2 separate regions of the Homo sapiens genome follow, and region 2 is linked to region 1. Evidence: read pairs that join two places in POLR2A ChIA-PET (ENCODE). Cell type or tissue: Caco-2. All regions are shown on one strand. Links, peaks and the distances in the headings refer to the core of each region. The heading gives the core; the rest is flanking DNA. Region 1 overlaps NRXN2 (neurexin 2). Region 2 overlaps RASGRP2 (RAS guanyl releasing protein 2).

What was found. ChIA-PET counts read pairs that join two places held together with the same protein. Peaks named below come from ENCODE experiments on the same cell type or tissue, not always from the same donor. Only the 100,000 strongest peaks of a DNase experiment are listed, where the experiment ranks them.
Region 2: POLR2A ChIA-PET joins it to region 1 with 5 read pairs; 13 of 35 experiments call an interaction of 5 or more read pairs at or near these places.

What each region holds. Positions count from the first base shown.
Region 1 is chr11:64,669,037-64,673,416 of GRCh38, reverse strand. All of the region lies in intron 7 of NRXN2 (neurexin 2), which reads left to right. Among named protein-coding and RNA genes, the nearest start is that of NRXN2-AS1, 27 kb to the right of the region's middle. In Caco-2, for the core only: no CTCF peak of the experiment used is centred there; no DNase peak of the experiment used is centred there.
Region 2 is chr11:64,727,829-64,732,208 of GRCh38, reverse strand. It overlaps RASGRP2 (RAS guanyl releasing protein 2), which reads left to right. Exons shown (of 17, transcript NM_001098671.2): 13 at 2,015-2,156; 14 at 2,411-2,447; 15 at 3,167-3,346. Among named protein-coding and RNA genes, the nearest start is that of NRXN2, 6.8 kb to the right of the region's middle. In Caco-2, for the core only: no CTCF peak of the experiment used is centred there; a DNase peak (open chromatin) is centred at 2,198.

The sequences.
Region 1 (4,380 bases), core at 130-4,129:
CAATTTATTTTTACTAACTCATTTATATGGACTATTTTCATGTTGTTTGAGCACTTCTTCTTGGGGGAGAGGGTGGATATAAAGCAAAAAGGCCAACCTTGAGAAGGTTGAGAAGTTCGGATTAGGTGTGATCAGGCTGATGGAGTTTGCTTGTACAAATAATGATAGTTCTTTGTACACACACTGGGACTCTTTGAATAGCTTTCCCCTTTTGAATATCATTTAAACTTGAATGCCTGGACTGCAAGTAGCAGGCAGAGATTGTTTCCAGTTAACAGATGGGGAAAGCTGAAGCCCAGAGAAAGCACCTTGCCTAGGGTCAGATAGCCAGATATCGAGGAGTTTCACTTCAGTTTTCTCATTTGGTGCTCAGAGTAAGCCTGGAAGAAATGGGAGCGACAGTTGTTAAACTCCTGTCACAGATGAGAGTCAGAGGTAAAATGGGATTGTTCTGGAAAAGGATAAAGGCTGAATGAGAGCCCAGGATTTCTGACCTCTTTCCTCTCTATTCCCAAACTATCAAATCCAGACCTCAGGATTCATGACAGGGCTGTGCCTGCTGGTTCAGTCCATCTTCATGGTGTGTCTTTCCAACCCGAGTCTCTGGTTAGCTTCTGCCCTCTCATTGAACAGGTAGCTAACCCAAACCCTTAGCAGGACTTGCAGTACCTTACTCAGCCTGGAGACCCTTTCTTCCTCTTTGTCTTTGTCCCTTATTTCCACCCACTCAATCCTAAGGGGATGCCAGGACCTTTCCCCTAGACTAGTTGCTCTTAACCACCTTTGGCTCATGGATACCTTTGAGAATTTGATGACAGCAATGGACTCTCACAGGAAAAAAACCCACGGAGGCAGTTTTGCACACAATATCAAGGGGCTTGGAATCTCCCAAGCTCAGCCAGCTTGCCCACAAGTTAAAAATACCCGCCCTCCGTCTTGTTCTCCCCAGATTAAGTCCCCCTCCCAAGGAGGTTAGTGACCCTGTGATCATCACAGGCAACTGATAAAGGCTCCAGAAGATGGCAGAAGGATACTTCCCCTCTTCCTCAGCCTTTCTTCCTAAGGCATGTGGACATGGAGTGCCCACCAATGTGGAGTTATTTATGGCCAGGACTTAGTTTCATATCCTGCACAGCCTGCCACAGGGGAGGTGCATGGAGCAGAAAGAGAGGTGGGGTCAGCAGGGAGGGCTGAGAGCCCACCCAAGTCACAGGCTGCCCCTTGTGTCCACCTCCAGCCAGCCTCTCTGCTCCTGGGGAGTACAGTGGGGGCTGGGCAGTGGGCTCCTGCTGCCTCTGCACCCTCTCCCTTCTCTGGCTGGACACAACTCTTCCAGGGCAGAAGCTCTGGCTCATTCCCCTTGGCCAGCTCAGTACCCACTCGGCCTGCTTGTCTGTGTTGAGTGGGTTGGCATGGGTTGGGTGCAGACACTCTGCTGTGTCTCAGTGATGCTGTTTGGAAGGAGAGAGCTGGAAGGTCCCACTGCCCTGGGTAGGATGTGGTATGTACGCAGGTGTGTCTCGGGGTTGGTGATCGGTGGCGAATGGGTGGTGGAATGAGTGTTGGGTCGCCTGCTGTTGAGGAAGGTAGAGTCAAATGTCTTTTCTCTTTATTTTTCAACCCATAAGTGTCTCTGTCCTAGTGGTCACTCCTCTCTCTTTCCCCCCATCATCGGAAGGAAGCTCTCCCTACCTGCACCCCACAGCTCTGTTGCCTCCATCTCTGCTCCTCCCAGTGCCCCTGCCCCGCACGCCTTCTTACCTGGCTGCCTTTCTCTGGCCTGTCCTGCTGGGTCTAGCCCTCACTCTGCTCCTCTAACCTGCATGTGTCCAGCTGCAGTGGCTGTTCTGTGTCGCACGGCCCCCTCCCTTCCCTCCTCCCCCACCGGCCCCACCCCTTCCAGAAGATGCGTGGGGGGGAGGTTGGGGGGCAGGGGCATCATGAACCCCTGGGGTGGAGGGGGACCGGGGGAATTATTCCCCTGTTTCCTGCTTTTACTAACGAACCTGCCATTTTTGTGTCTGGACTTTGATTCGTCTGAGGGAACAGTCGGGTTTTACTAATCTAAGTCATCTCCCTCCTTGCCTTCCCCAGAGACCTTCCTCCATTCCCTCTACCCTTGGCTTCCTTTCCACCCAGAACCCGTCCCCACTATCTCCCTCTACTCCCCACCTCTGGCTGATCCCTTTCCTCAGGGCACTTCCTTATGTTGTCCTTCCTCCTGCTACTCCACCCCTGGGTCATAAGAGGGTGATTAAGGCAGCCCTTTCCGGGTAGGGAGCACATGGGAGTGATCTGCAAAAAGCCCAAGGGGGTAAGGTGAGATTGTGCCCAGTCAGGAGGGAAACTGAGGAGGGTGTTTCCTCTTCTCTACCCCACACTGTCACCTCTTCTAAGTCTGAGAGTGCAAAGGGAGGGTGACTTTGGCAAAGGGAGTGGGATAGAGAGAGCCCATAGGGTGAGGGAGATGGCCAGTGGCTGGTGCCCTGGCTTCTGAGGCCAGTGAGGGAGGACACAGCTGAGGGGCTCAGGTGGGCTGAAGGCCAAAAGAGGAGATTCTCTTCCTGGGGAGCTTTGGGACCAGAAGAGCCCTTTCCCTGCGCTGAAGCAGGAGTGCACTTGAGTTTCTGTCACCAAAGTCACAGGCTCCTTAGGTATTAGGTTCATAGATGGGGATGCAGGCAGTGTGGCCCTGGGTCATAAGGCGATCTTTAATGACTGTGTGCTGTATCCCCTGGATTATGTTCAGATTAGTGGGGTTACAGGGACATGTCAGGCTGGTGCCTGCCCCTCAGGAGCTGACCAGTTGGGGTGACCAGACTTAGGCACAGGAAGTAATCAGCAGCCCAGTTCCTGGTCCCTCAGTGCAGCATCAGGCAGAGTGGAGGTGGAGGGCTGGATGGAGCTGAATTTGCCCCAGGGAGGCCCATTCAGCCTATTACCCACTCCCTGTCTTATCCCTGACCTTTCATCCCAGTTCCTTCTTCCCTTTCTCCAGCCCTTCTCTGCCAGGTCTAATCTCGTTTGCATGTTTTTGTGACTAATACTTTGACCCTTCCCTCTTCTACCCAGACCCCTACTTCCCAGCCTTAGGGTGGGGTGGAGGGAAGAAGAAATAAACGATAATGACCAGCCCTCCCCTCAAATAAGACTCAAAAGCTTTCAGACTGCCCCTTTCCACAAAGACACCCCCTTACCTTCTGCTCTTGAACCTAGTTACCCCAGCACAAGGTTTGATGGTTCCCAGGAGGTGGAGAGTGGGGCTTAGCTCTACCCTATTCACTGCGAGGCTCCAGCCAAGCACAAGGGGGACTTGGGGTCCTGGGAGGGCAGGAAGCTCCCTTACCCCAGTTCTGCTCATGTCCCTTTGGAGTTCCTCCACCTCACCCACCGAGACCATGGACCCCTGGAGACCAGTCGCTGGAAGATGGCTGGTGGCATGTGCATATAGACTGGTGTGGGTGAGGAGGGCATAGGATGTGACTGGAAGGCCCCAATCTCTAGACTGTTCCCGAAAGAGAAATGGGGTGAGCTGTGGCCTGCAGAAGCACAGTGTTGGGCTAACCCTGAGCCAGCTTCCTGTTGACCCTGCAGAGCTCTGCCTTCTTTCCCAGCTGACCCTTCCAAACCACTGCCTTCCTAGAGTAGGGGCTCGTGGTCTCATAGCCCTTGGCCCTTCTCCCACAACCTTTCTGGGTGTCTTGAACCTTGTGGGCTGCTTGTAGAGTTAGATTTTTTGGAGAAGGTGGGCATTTGCCTGGGGAGACTGGGAGAGTTGGAGAGTTTCCTGTCCTTGTCATGCCCCGCCCCATCTAAGATTACTTCTGCATTCTCCAGGCCACCGCTGAGCCCCCCTGCCTCCTGGAATACCAAGTACTCCCCCATTCCTGCTCATCCTGCTTTCTTACTGAACTTTCAGCCCAGGGGCAAGGTATTCATTAAGTTAGCCCTGTCCCCGTCTGTTCCCTAAGCTGGCCCTGACTCCCTGGAGTAACTCTAGTGGTGTCAGTAGACAAGGCAATTAGACAGGAAGAAGGAAGAGTGGGTTGATGTAGCTAAAGGGCTCCCCTCTCCTTTGGAGGCAAGAGAGTGACCTGAATATAAGGAGACCTGAGGAGTGAAGAGACAGACTCAGGAAAGGGCTAGAAGTGCAAACCTGGAGATTGGGCTGCAGGGGTGGAAATCAACCCCAATAGGCAACCCCAGAAAGTTTCAAGACTTCCCAGGAATATTTGAGTTCCTGCTCCTCACACTGCTATCTTCCATCTCCCTACTGGGTCCAGACTGAAAGACTTTCCAGCACCCAGCAGAGAGGGCTGCAGGTGAGTCTAAGCCACCAAGGTCTGGGGAACACCATTCTCTGGCACACTTTTGAAAGAA
Region 2 (4,380 bases), core at 244-4,243, 59 kb before region 1:
TCACGCCTTGCTTTTTGTTTTTTTTCATCTTTGTGCTTGTTTTCCACTTAACCCTTGATCACAGACATCTTTCCATGTGGATTCATGTAGAACTACCTCATTCGTTAGAACAGCTGCAGAGTATTCCACTGTGCGGTTAGTCCATCATTTCCCTAACCATCCTCCTGCTGATGGACAGTTAGACTGTTCCAGTTTTTCAGTATGATTCTATGCCAGGCTGCCATGAACGTCCTTTTACTGATCCACTCAGGCCAGTATTTCTGTAGGAGAAATTCCTAGAAGTGGGATAATTGGATCAAAAGATATGCACATTCTAAATTAGGAGAGAGACTGCCAAACTGACCTCAGACAAGGTTGTACCAGTTTGCACCCCCATCAGCAGCGTACAAGTGCCTGCTTCCCAACTTCCTCGCCAACAGTGGATGCTATAAAAAGCTTCACAATTTTGCCAGTCTCATTGGCAAATGGTATCTTGGTTAAATTTGCATTTCTTTAATACTAATGGGGGTAGGGTATCTTTTCATATGTTTATTGGCCATTTATTTCTTCTGTCAATTGCCTGTTCTGATTCCTTGTCCATTATTCTACTGGGTTTGTTGGTCTTTTTCTCATTGATTTTTAGAATCTCTGTTAATGGATATTAACCCTTTGCTGTTGAATGTGTTTGCAAATATTTTCTCCCTGTCTGTCATTTATGTTGTCTTTTTCCATATAAAATTTAAAAACTTTTGTGTGCTCAATATGTCAGTCTTTTCCTTTCTGGCTTCTTGGATTTGTGTTCTGTGTAGAAAGGCCCTCAGCCCCTCAAGATTATAAAATTATTATATCTTTTCTTTTTTTTTTTTTTTTCTGAGACAGGGTGTCTTGCCATGTCACCCAGGCTGGAGTGCAGTGGCATGATCTTGGCTCGCTGCAACCTCCACCTCCCAGGTTCAAGTGATTCTCGTGCCTTAGCCTCCCGAGTAGCTGGGATTATAGGTGCCTGCCACTATGCCTGGCTAATTTTTTGTATTTTTAGTAGAGACGGGGCTTTGCCATGTTGGCCAGGCTGGTCTCGAACTCCTGACCTCGTGATCCACCCGCCTTGGCCTCCCAAAGTGCTGGGACTACAGGCGTAAGCCACTGTGCTCGGCCCTATATTTTTTTCAGATAGCCAGTTATCCTAATGCTCCCTTGATTTGATGGACCACCTGGATCACACATTATGAGCCCCCTCATAAGCAGGTGGGAGTCTCAAGCGAGGGCCAGTCCCGATGGGAATAGCACTTGGTGGCTGAGGACCCTCCTATCTGTGCAGACACTGTTGTAAAACTTCACATGCATCATCTAATTTAATCCTCACCAAAATCCTATGAAATGTAGGAATGATCATTACACCCATTTATAGATAAGGAAACGGAGGGACAGGGAGATTACTCCGCTACAGGTCAAGAGGCAGGGAAGTAGAGCTGCGATTTGAACTGAGGTCTGTGTCTAGAACACGTGCTCATTCTTTCCCTAAAATGTATTCATAGGTGAAAAAGGGCTTCTGCGGAAAGCCCTGGGTTATGTGGGAAACCCTGGATTTACAGCTGTCTTTCCAGCAGGATGATGCAGGAGAGAGAGGGATGCGATTTCTCCCAATCTCTCCTGGTCCCAGAACTCATTAGAGAGTTCTCCCTGCTGAGGGCTCCCGACTGGTGTTGCACACAGTACACTTCGGGAGCCCGAGGCTGATGGTTCCATGGAAAGTACACAGTCATTTTAGTTTGCACACCAAGTGTGAAGTGGGCAGGACAGGCCACTGTTCTGAGAAGGAACCCAGGGAAAGGGACTGGCCCAAGACCACACACTGGTTAGCGGCACTTCCCACATCTGCCTGACCCCTAGTCCAGTGCCGCCTTTTCTTTACTCTGCAACAGGAGTCCAAAATCAGGAGTTCCATGAGGACACTGGGAACAGTGGGATGGGTTAGGCCAGCGGTGGATGGTTCTGGGGAGGGCCCGAGCTGAAGCGCCCCCGCAACTCCCCACAGGGATGGCTGCATCAGCAGGGAGGAGATGGTTTCCTATTTCCTGCGCTCCAGCTCTGTGTTGGGGGGGCGCATGGGCTTCGTACACAACTTCCAGGAGAGCAACTCCTTGCGCCCCGTCGCCTGCCGCCACTGCAAAGCCCTGGTGAGAGTCCCTTTCCCGGCTCACGGCCCAAGCCACGCCCCTCCAGCCCCGGCCCCGCCCTCCCTTCTGGCCCCGCCTCTGCCAGAGCCCTTCTCAAGCCAGGAAAACCTGGTAATTCTATTTGCCTCTCCTCCTGTGGTTCTGCCCGGGGCCCTGAGGCGGGCTCTAAAGCCCTAGTCTCACCCTCAAGAAGGAAGAAGTAGAGTCATCACCTCTAAATCCCTCCTCCCACCACGGCCCCTCCTCTATTGCAGATCCTGGGCATCTACAAGCAGGGCCTCAAATGCCGAGGTGAGATGGAATGACTGGAAGGGCTGCTGGGCAGTGTTTTTTTTTTTTGTTTGTTTGTTTGGGAGAGTTACTGTTTTGGTGGGGCAATTGCCAAGGAGTGAAGTACCTTAAAATCAGAGGCGCATGGCCGGGCATGGTGGCTCAAGCCTGTAATCCCAGCACTTTGGGAGGCCGAGGCGCGCAGATCACCTGAGGTCAGGAGTTCAAGACCAGCCTGACCAACATAGCGCAACCCCGCCTCTACTAAAAATACAAAAAGTAGCTGGGCGTGGTGGCACCCACCTGTAATCCCAGCTACTTGGGAGGCTGAGGCATGAGAATCGCTTGAACCTGGGAGGCGGGGTTTGCAGTGAGCCGAGATCACGCCACTGCACTCCAGCCTGGGCAACAGAGAGGGCTCTGTCTCAAAAAAAAAAACAACAAAAAAACCCCCAAAACCAAAACCCCACAAAATCAGAGGCTCAAGATGACTGATGTGAAGGGAGTGGCGTTTAAGAGGCCATTTATTTTGATGACGCAGCTGCCCAGGAACAGAGAACATGGGAGAAGGCATAGACTGACAATTAGGAGGAGGAGAACACTTTGGAAGGAGACTCTTATTTTGGTGGGGCAGCTGCTCAGGAACAAAGGTTCCTGGTAGGGGGGCACAAGCCTGCGGGATGGGATGGAGGGTATTCTGACCAATGTCCCTGGCTGGCTCTCCATTTGCTCTCCCCCAGCCTGTGGAGTGAACTGCCACAAGCAGTGCAAGGATCGCCTGTCAGTTGAGTGTCGGCGCAGGGCCCAGAGTGTGAGCCTGGAGGGGTCTGCACCCTCACCCTCACCCATGCACAGCCACCATCACCGCGCCTTCAGCTTCTCTCTGCCCCGCCCTGGCAGGCGAGGCTCCAGGCCTCCAGGTAAGAGGGAGTCATTCTGTACTGGCCTGTGGAGGGAAGGATGCAGGGCTACTGGGGCAAAGAACGCAGGATGGAAGCCATTCCAAAGTGCATAATTCTCTTTTTGTGGTGGGATAATAAAGAAGGGACAGGCCGGGCGCGGTGGCTCACGCCTGTAATCCCAGCACTTTGGGAGGCCGAGGCGGGCGGATCACGAGGTCAGGAGATCGAGACCATCCTGGCTAACACGGTGAAACCCCATCTTTACTAAAAATACAAAAAAAAAAAATTAGCCAGGCGTGGTGGCGGACGCCTGTAGTCCCAGCTACTTGGGAGGCTGAGGCAGGAGAATGGCATGAACCCGGGAGGCGGGGCTTGCAGTGAGCCGAGATCGCGCCACTGCACTCCAGCCTGGGCGATAGAGCAAGACTCCGTCTCAGAAAAAAAAAAAATAAAAAATAAAGAAGGGACAGGTAAGGGTGCCAGAAAGTGGCCAGGAAGCCCTGGACCTTCTGAGGCTGAGGAGAGAGACCCTAATTTATAAAGAGGTATAAAAGTGAAAGAGGCTTCAAGATTCCAGTTACAGTCTTATTTTGTTGGAGGGGTTAACAAAGGATTGGAGAAGGTGTTATATGAGCCATTGGCTTGCCTTTCCCTTTCTGGCTGCTCTGGAGGCTCTTCTGGGGAAAGTCCCTTGCCCTGATAATGTCCTGGCAGCTCTCTTGGGGTATTTGATGGTTTTAGGTCAGTTTGCTGAATGACAACTGGCCAAATGATTATTTTGCTGAGAACAGTCCGAACAACTATGTTAAACTGGGGTCTAAGGTAGTTGATCACAACTGTTTGGGTTGGCATAAGTCCTCAAAAAACAGAGGCAGGCACAGGGCATACATCCTCAAAAATAGAAAAGATAAATCCATTTGCATTGAGCCTTCCAGAAGTGCTGGGGTCTAAAATGTGAAATACACACAAAATTGACATTTAAGCAAACTGCGCTGACAAATCTGTGGCTGAAAAAGCTGTGGCAAAACAAAAACATAGAAAAAGAGCCTCAA